Linked DNA regions of Homo sapiens: regions 2 and 3 are each linked to region 1. Evidence: chromatin contacts called from ENCODE Hi-C or POLR2A ChIA-PET data. All regions are on one chromosome and are shown on one strand. Each heading gives the region's core, a stretch centred on a gene start or an enhancer-like site at or near the end of the contact. The rest is flanking DNA. Distances are from core to core; before and after follow the strand shown. Region 1 holds the start of WNK1 (WNK lysine deficient protein kinase 1). Region 2 overlaps B4GALNT3 (beta-1,4-N-acetyl-galactosaminyltransferase 3). Region 3 holds the start of KDM5A (lysine demethylase 5A).

What was found. Hi-C counts contacts between places; a loop is a spot of excess contacts on that map. ChIA-PET counts read pairs that join two places held with the same protein, here RNA polymerase II (POLR2A). Pooled maps may share reads with other maps.
Region 2: a map of ascending aorta shows a loop between it and region 1 (2.1-fold over the local background). The contact joins the enhancer-like site here to the promoter of WNK1 in region 1. A Hi-C loop is called at or near these places in 1 of 168 maps with a recorded cell type or tissue (ascending aorta) and 1 of 50 pooled maps.
Region 3: a loop to region 1 is called in a map of B cell, with 27 times the contacts of the local background. The contact joins the promoter of KDM5A here to the promoter of WNK1 in region 1. A Hi-C loop is called at or near these places in 6 of 168 maps with a recorded cell type or tissue (B cell, CD8-positive, alpha-beta T cell, endothelial cell of umbilical vein and 1 more), 10 of 37 single-sample maps with no recorded cell type and 19 of 50 pooled maps. POLR2A ChIA-PET finds 5 or more read pairs at or near these places in 6 of 52 experiments (HEK293, MCF 10A, T-cell and 3 more).

Annotation. Positions count from the first base shown.
Region 1 is chr12:751,301-754,052 of GRCh38, reverse strand. WNK1 (WNK lysine deficient protein kinase 1) reads right to left here and starts at 1,474. Exons shown (of 28, transcript NM_018979.4): 1 at 1-1,474. The coding sequence starts at 487. RefSeq lists enhancers at 24-742, 743-1,461, 2,219-2,268, 2,319-2,418 and silencers at 579-958, 969-1,348, 1,429-1,578.
Region 2 is chr12:480,262-482,961 of GRCh38, reverse strand. All of the region lies in intron 1 of B4GALNT3 (beta-1,4-N-acetyl-galactosaminyltransferase 3), which reads right to left. Among named protein-coding and RNA genes, the nearest start is that of B4GALNT3, 22 kb to the right of the region's middle. Within about 2 kb of position 1,386, at least 10 of the 41 ENCODE cell types and tissues checked have a DNase peak (open chromatin) inside an H3K27ac peak, as active enhancers do; they include ascending aorta, where a contact is called at or near this core.
Region 3 is chr12:388,070-390,769 of GRCh38, reverse strand. KDM5A (lysine demethylase 5A) reads left to right here and starts at 1,450. Exons shown (of 28, transcript NM_001042603.3): 1 at 1,450-1,843. The coding sequence starts at 1,679. It overlaps LOC105369594 (a long non-coding RNA gene), which reads left to right. Exons shown (of 4, transcript XR_007063149.1): 4 at 1-737. It also overlaps a transcript of CCDC77 not described here. RefSeq lists an enhancer at 993-1,287.

The sequences.
Region 1 (2,752 bases), core at 225-2,724:
CTTTGCTGGTACTGCTGGGGACAGTCGAGGGGGCAGGGCCCGCGACGGCCTGTTCCCCAGGGGCGGCAGCGGCTGGAGGCTGCTGGGCTACCTGGGAAGTGGCGGTGGCGGTCACGGTCTCTTCCCGGTGGGGCTCCGGTGGAGCACTCTGCGGGACAGCCGCGGGGATGCTGGGCTGGGGCAGGGAAAGAGGAAGGCCGGGAAGCTCCAGTGCAGTGGCATTGGAGTCACAGATGACGCTCCGGCGGAAGAAGCGGTGCTCAGTGGTGGTAGTGGTCGCGGCCGCCCCACGGCTGTCCTTGTCCATAGTGTGGCGGCGGCGCCTGTACTCCTCGGTCCTGCCGGTCACAGCGTCGGCGGCCGCGGCTCCCAGTTTCTCCCCCACGGAGGAATCGGAGCTGGAGCCATTCTTGGGGGCAGGAGCCGGCGGCGAGAGGAACAGGGAACCGGGAGTGCTGCTCTGCTTCTCTGCGGCGCCGCCAGACATGGTCGGTTCGCTGGAGAGAGGCGAGCGGGCTCGGATTCGTGAACGAAAAGGGCGTGAAGGGCCGAGCCGCCCGCGCAGAGGTCTGCAGGGAACCGCGGCCGGGCGGGTTCGCGCCGACCCGGACGACGCCTCACTCAGCACCGACAAGCCGCAACGAGGGACAGGCGGACCGCTGGGCCCAGCTGCGGCGGGGGCTGGCACCGAGGCTGCTGCGGCTCACGAGGAGGGCTCGAAGGCGGGCGATTCGGGAGCTGAGCCACGGGGGTTAGCGCCGCACGGTCCGCATCCATCCTGCGGCGAGCGGCGGCCGGGCGGGCGGTGGCAGCAGAGGCGCCGCAGTCATGAGGGGAGGGCCAGGGGCCGGCACCGAGTCGAGGCGGATGCGGCGGACGCGGCTCCCACTGCCGCCGCTCGCCGAGCTGGGCGGGCTAGGCCCAGAGGGCGGCGGCACCGCGAGCACGGGACCAGGTCCGACGCCCGGGCGGTGGCGGCCCCGGGGCAGAGGAGTGGGAGGGGCCGAGGCGGGCGAGGGAAGGCCGCGGCCCGGCTCCCGGTCACTCGGGCGGCCGCCTCCTCCCACACGCGCCCCCAGCGATGGGGACCGGCCTCACAGGTCGCCCATCGCCCAGAGGCGAAGGGCCGGAGCCTCGGAGCCTCGGCGCCTGAGGAGCGGGCCCCCCCTTCCCCGAGGCCTCCCCGCCCGCCCCAGGCCTGGCAAACCCGTCTCCTCCCGGGCCGGTGCCGGGGGCTGACGGAGGAGGGAACGGCGGGGAGGGGAGGGCCGCTCACCGCGGGGCCCGAGCTCCGCTGCTTCTCTGAGGCAAGAGGAGAGGAGACCTAGAGGACTGGGTGAGGGGGAACAGGGAGAGAAAAGAGCAGCCACCCCCACCAGGCGCCTTCTGTCACCGAAGATGGGGGTGCGGAGTGGCCGAGAGAGGAGCCGCGTCCACCCGGGAAACTCTCCGCGCTAAATGGCGCCGGGAGTCTGAAGCCTCCACACAGCCCGCTCGGATCCCGCCCCCCGCCGCCCGGAGCAGCCCCACCCCCCAACTCGCTCCGGGGCTTTTGCGCAGGCGTGCTAGCCCCGAGGCACCCTGGGACTTATAGTTTACGGGTTGGCGGGGATGAACGGGACCTAGAAGAAAAGTGCCTACGACTTCCGTGATGCCTTGCGGTTGCTGTAGCCTAATGCCTCGTGGGAGTTGTAGTTTTCTTTGGAAACCGTCCCTTCTGAAAGGCTGATGGGAGCGTCATCACGGGTCGCTCAACCCCATCCCGAAGTCCGCGCGAGCTTAGGAAAATCATTATTTAGGGATTAATTGTGGAAGAAGGAAAGGAAGGAAAAAAAAAAAAAAAAGAAGAGGAACGAGCGGGCGGGGGGTGGGGGGGGGGATGGAAAGACTCCCATCATGCTCTGCTAAGCTAGAGAGCTCTTAGGGTTGCCATGCAATGAAAAATGATCTGTTGTTCATCTTTAATGGAGAGAGCCTCAGTAGTGTTGAGTGACTGCAGGGCTGTGAGGGTGGAAGGGAAGGGCAAAGCAGGATAACCGGAGCCTGAGCTCTGAGTCGGAGGAGGGGAAAAGAAACTTTGTGAAGATTGTGCATGAAATTAATATTGATTAAACGGATTGGAGGAGGAGACACGGAGGATTACCTTCCATCCTCCTCCCCTCATCAATTAAGGCCACATTCTCAGCTCCCGGCCGAGACGGATATTCTGGCTCTCAAAAAAGGGCTGCCTTACTGAAATCGGGGATCCTAGTGAACTCTATCTTTGCTTTGTCTGAAAAATAATAAAAGGGGGGTTGGGGGAGCGGTGGATTCAAGAAAAGATAAGGTCTACGGATCTATGGGTCTTTGACCACACTTGGGGGGCTGGGCTGACTTCTGCCTTTGTAGTTGGTTGAAACTTATTTTCCACCTTTCTTCTGCTGGTGGCTTCGTGAAACAACACCCCCTCTTTCTCTAGAGCTCCTGAATGTCCACATGCAATGTCTACAAAGGCTCTGGGCCCGGGAAATGTGGATCCATGCGGCTTGCCGCCATGGAATGTTTTTCTTGAAAGCATCCTTGTCTGCCTGGACCCCTGTGCTCTTCGCAACTACTCAAGATGTGGAGGGGACGAGCACCAGGGGGCACCAGACCGAGTAGGAAGCCGGACTCGGGAGCAGACTGCAGTTTAAAAGCCTCAGTCCAACCGGTGGAGAGCGGGAAGCGCTGAAAACGTACGCAACCGCATCAGAGCGTCCGGACGCGGCCGCCT
Region 2 (2,700 bases), core at 137-2,636, 270 kb after region 1:
CACTCCAGCCTGGGTGACAGAGTGAGATCCTGTCTCCAGAAAAAAAGAGAGAAAAGAAGAATAACACCTGTGTACACTTTCTTTCCTTCTGAAATGGGGTCTCACTATGTTGCCCAGGCTGGAATGTGGTTGCAATTCACAGGCTCTATCATACATCACTTCAGCCTCAAACCCCTGGGCTCAAGTGAACCTCTCACCTTAGCCTCCTGAGTAGCCGGAACTATAGGTGTGTGCCACGGTGCCTGGCTGCATATGCTTAAGAAACAGACACGTTTTGAAGCCCTCTGTGCCTCTCTCCAATCACATCCCCATCTCTCTCACCGGAAATAACGACCTTCCTGAATGGTTTCCTTGGTTTTCTCTTTACCAAATACAGACGAATCCCCACAACTTTTTTCATCATTGTATCCTCCAAATATTGATCTTTATTGGAACTCAATAAATGTTGGATAAATGAAGGGATGACTGTCCTAACAGAACTTAAAACTGGGATTTTGACTTACTAGCTTTTTAACCTTGGACAAGCCTCTTTCAGCCTCAGTTTCCTCATCTGTAAAAGGAGAGCACAGATTCAATGCTCTCTGGGTTCCCTTCCAGCACAGGTCTATGATTAGCCAAGGAGATGTTTCCTGAAGCTTGGACTTGGCATACATGGACTGTGGCAAGCCACTGACGGACGATATCAGAGCTTCCCCACTGGTGTGCTGTGGCTGCTAGTAGGCTCCAAATGGTAACGTGTCCCAAAGTATCAGCCCTCAGTGCTTGGAGCAGCAGAATCTGAGGGCTGGCAACATCCAACCACAAACCTCTTTATACCCCTATGTGTGTTACAAGTATCTTTTCCTGTCATTTTCTCTGTGTACTAACAGGAAGGAGGTTGAGAAGCACTCAATTAGATTATTGGCTCGGGGTTGAGTGGGAGGCTGGATTTAGCCTATAAACCCAGAACGATTTGGGGACACCCTTTTCTTCCTGTTGCCCCTACCTGCCCCATTTCAGAGGCCCACTGACCTACCATCTAAGATGCCGTATCAATGTTTTCTGGTCTACAAAGCCACCTAGAAAGAGGAGATGGAGGACAGAAATATCTTGATGCAAGAGGGAGGAAGGAAGCACCCTCTGTGCAGAGGGACCCTCATCCAGGCTTCCCCACAGCTGAGGCTGAGGCAGGAATATGCCCCCAAGAGCAGACCTGGAGCGCTGTGTCCAGGGCTCCCTGCAGGGCGGCTGAGACTCCCCCCAGCCATCCAGCCCAGCTGCCTGGGCCCAGCCACAGCTGTTGGCAAAGAGTCTCCAGGTCTAAAATTAGCTCCGCTCTCCACCCAGGCAGCTCCACCATGCACTCTGGCAGACAGGGGCCCTGCGGTGAGGTAATGACTGGGGCCTGTCTGCCTGGCCTCAGGACAACACAGGGTTAGGAGAAGGCAGCACAGAGCAAAGTCCCACTTTCCCACCATGGCCAGCCTCAGCTGGGCACTGGAGAAACCACGAGAATCAAGAGTGACTGGATGTGGGCAGCTGGACTCCTGATTTGCTTCTGGTTTTCCTCCATGTCTGCACCCATGGTGCCTACCCCGTCATATCCTAAGGCACACCAAGGAAAGGAAAGCAACCCTTCACTGAGAGCTTGATGTGCTAGCTTTTCAACTTGCTGCCACGGCACTGTGAGGTCAGGGCCATTATTCCCATTACACAGAACGCCACGGGGATGCTCATCCCCTTAGTTGACCTAAGCCAGTGACCCTGGGAGGAAGCATCCAGAGTCCCACCCCTCTTCTTTGGAGGGGAAGTCTGCTTCCTCCAGGGGCACCTCTGGTGAAAGCTCCCTCCCTCCCTGAGGCATGGCCATGACTCACTAACTCCCACCTCGCCTTCCCTCAGCGTCTGATGGTCTTTGTGGTGGGAGCTGCCAAAATAAGCAGCCAATTCCATGGCCAATCCCTGGGCAGAAATCCCTCCCACCCCTGGGCTAAGCACACAGCAGTGTTTCTGTGTTGGCTGCCGAGCAGGCAGGGAGAGATAGAGGCAAGGCTGAGAGGGACTGGTCCAGTCCTTGGCCTGCAAGGGCAGAGGAGGAGGCTGTGACAAAGATGACCACGGTCACCAGGGCCTGGGGAAGTGCCCCCAAGTCCCTGCGCCTCTCCCGCCAAAGGCTCCCCAGAGATGTCTAAGGACCATCGTCCATGACCCATGCAATTGCACCCCTCCTCACAGCCCCCGCCTATGGAGCCCACCCTTTTATTCTCAGGTGACAGGAGGAGGGGTGAGGACAGCCGCGGTCCCGGAGATAAGGCTGGGCCTGGGTCCCACTCCCCGTCCTGCTTGAACGAGAAGGCGAGGTCACCAATAGGAACCCAGGCATCTCCCCAGGGCTCCTTATCATAGTCTTTCTCCAGCCACGGCCAACTCAGAATCCCCAGTGCTAAGGCCAATGCATTTTCTTTGGGAATAATGTCAGTCAGGGGGACCTCAGGAACCAGGCCGTCAAGCCTTCCGTAATGTCAGGGTCAGAGGGACCTCAGGAACCACACCGTCAAGCCTTCCGTGTTTACGGAAAAGGAAACTGACGTCCGGGGGCAGAGCTGACCTGCTCAAAGTCACAGAGCCAGTTCCCACAGAACCAAGACTGGACCCCACACAGCCTGAATCCCACAAGAGTATTCTTACCCTAACCATATGCTTAAGAGAAAAAGGACTTAT
Region 3 (2,700 bases), core at 201-2,700, 360 kb after region 1:
CAATAAGATGTGTGTGTGTGTGTGTGTGTGTGTTTATAAAGATATTTATTTTAAGGACTTGACTCACTTGATTATAGAGCTTCCAAGTCCAAAATCTGCAGGGTGGGTTGGCAGGCTGGAGGCCAGGGAAAAGGTGATGCTACAGTTCAAGTCTGAGAGCCATCTACTGGCAAAATTCCTTCTTGCTCATGGAAGGTCAGTCTTTTGTTCTATTCAGGCCTTCAGTTGATTGGATAAGGCCTACTCACATTATGGAGGGCAATCTGCGTTATTCAAAGTCCCCTGATTTGTTACTCAGAGGTGAGAAAAATCATGGTGTACTAAAGTCACCACAAAAACTTCTGTAGATCATATGGAGAAGCAGGAGAGATGAAGCTGGAGAGCAAAGCAGCAAATCAGCAATTAAAAAAGATGTTTGGAGTTGTTGAGTTTGGAGATGAAAAGTGACAAGATGAATTCTGGATTTTAGACAAAGCAATCCAACGTGTGGATGGAGAGGGATTTGAGAGGAGAAATCAGCTGTTGTCAGTAAGAGTATTTAAATTAGGATACTGGTAACGGGGATGGAGAGACACACGATTATACATGGGAAGTGAGAGCAGAAAGAATTAGGATTATTTCTTGATTTTTTTTTTTTTTTTTTTTTTTTGCTCAGGCAACTGAATAGATGAAGTCATTAATGGAAACCAGGAACACTGAAGAAACAGTGAACAATTAAAGTACTTTGAGTTATCAAAGTGAGATGTCCTGCAGGTAGCTAGACGATACTGGCTGGTAATTCAGGAGAGCTGCTGCGTCCTGTGTAAAAGGAAAAGCAATTCATGGATGGTGGCTAAAGCCAGCTGGCAGGATTTAGGGGATGGGTTAGACCTGCACTTGTTTTGATGGAGAAGAGGCGGGTATAAAGTGGCAGAGTGAGATTACTGTAAAATATCTGCATTCAAAGGGCTAAAAAAAGAGAAATGCTGGAAAGGCTACTTGCTATAAACGCAGCAGGGTAGGTTAAAACAAATTACGAAGCACGGGCGGTGAGGCGCGGTGCTTAAGATTAAGCCCGGCGTGTTTTCGAGTGCACTGATACACAAAAGGGAAAGGGACCCTCCTCACCGGAAGCACAACCTCTGCCCTCTGGGGCATTACACATTCCTCCGCGCCGGAAGAAAGCGTCACGTCGCGTCGCGCCTCGCCCCGCCTCGTTGCGCCTCGCCCCGCCTCGCCCCGTCGGCTTCCCTCAATCCGTACCTCTAGTAAAGAAGAGCTTGTGCCCCTCCCCGACCCCTTACCAAGGGCGAGCTGCGTGGAGTCGTTGGACTGGGCAGAACTTTGGCGGGCAAGGAGACAAACAGCCACACTGTGCTGCCGGGGAAGAGAAGAAGAAGGAAAGGCCAGACACACAGGCGTCGTGCAGCTGCGGAAGGATTCCGTTTCCTGCAGGGGGCGGAGGGATTTGACAGCACGGTAACTTCCGGAAAAGTCCTGAACCTCAGTGGAAAAGCCTTGCAAGAAACAATAACAAACGGGAGGAGGAAGCGATTCTGGGGTTTCTGTGTTGAACGGTTCTTGTCCGCGAAGATGCGCTTCGGCCTCTGTCAGGGGACTTGAACGGGCTTAGTGGGCTTCAGCCAGCTTTTCTCCACCGGTTCCCCACGGGGACCCCCCCCCCCCCCCGGCCGTTGCAATGGCGGGCGTGGGGCCGGGGGGCTACGCGGCGGAGTTCGTGCCACCGCCAGAGTGCCCCGTCTTTGAGCCGAGTTGGGAGGAGTTCACAGATCCGCTCAGCTTTATCGGCCGCATCCGGCCTTTGGCGGAGAAAACCGGCATCTGCAAAATTCGGCCGCCCAAGGTACCTCAGTCTGTGAAGAGAGAGGGGGAGAAGGAAGAATGGGGGAGTCCGTACACTGGGTTTAGCTTTACTTTTCTGATCCTTGTCTCGTTTCATATGTACTCTCTTTTGAGACAACTGGAGCCTGTTTCTGGATGTTTTTGCCTCGGTTTCTTTTGTGGTCTTATGTAGACACGTCTGAAAGCGAGAAAGTGGTGTCTCTTGGGCCTCTTCCGCCTAGAACTTGGGAACTGATACTTTTCTCTCAGCCGTGGGCCTAAAGCCTTTCGTTAGCCGATATGGTGTTTAAAGTACAGTATTATGACGTGACGTATTCTTCCCTCACGTATCCTCATTATGGTTTGATAGTCGGCTATCTCTTTATTCAAGACCTGGTTGGATCAAATATTTGCAGGCCTCATCTCAGGGCTAGGGTTTCTGAAAAGGTTATCTGAGCTCTAGTCTCACCGGATGGTATTACTAGACAAGAACTCCAGACTAATTATTGCCGCAGTGAAAAAGTCTTAGCGGGGAAAGAGAAGGAGCAGCAATAATTCTAAAATTTAGAGGTTTAGGAAAAATTGGTTTATAGTGGAGGTGGAAGGAAATGTTGAAATCTCTTGACGTAGGGAACTCAAGATCAACGATTTTAGAATCACAGTTATTGCAGATAACTAGGTTTGCCTATAAGGTTAATTATAATCTCACCTTTGAGGTAAGGAAAACAGATACTATCCCTTGTGTGGAGGGGATTAATGCCCCAAGAGGTTGAGTGATTACTCAAGGTCAAAGGTGTTTTTCTTTACTCATTAGACCAGTGCTTTTTAAATGATGTTGCTGGACCACTTGCACCAGGGTCAACTGGATGCTTGTTTAAA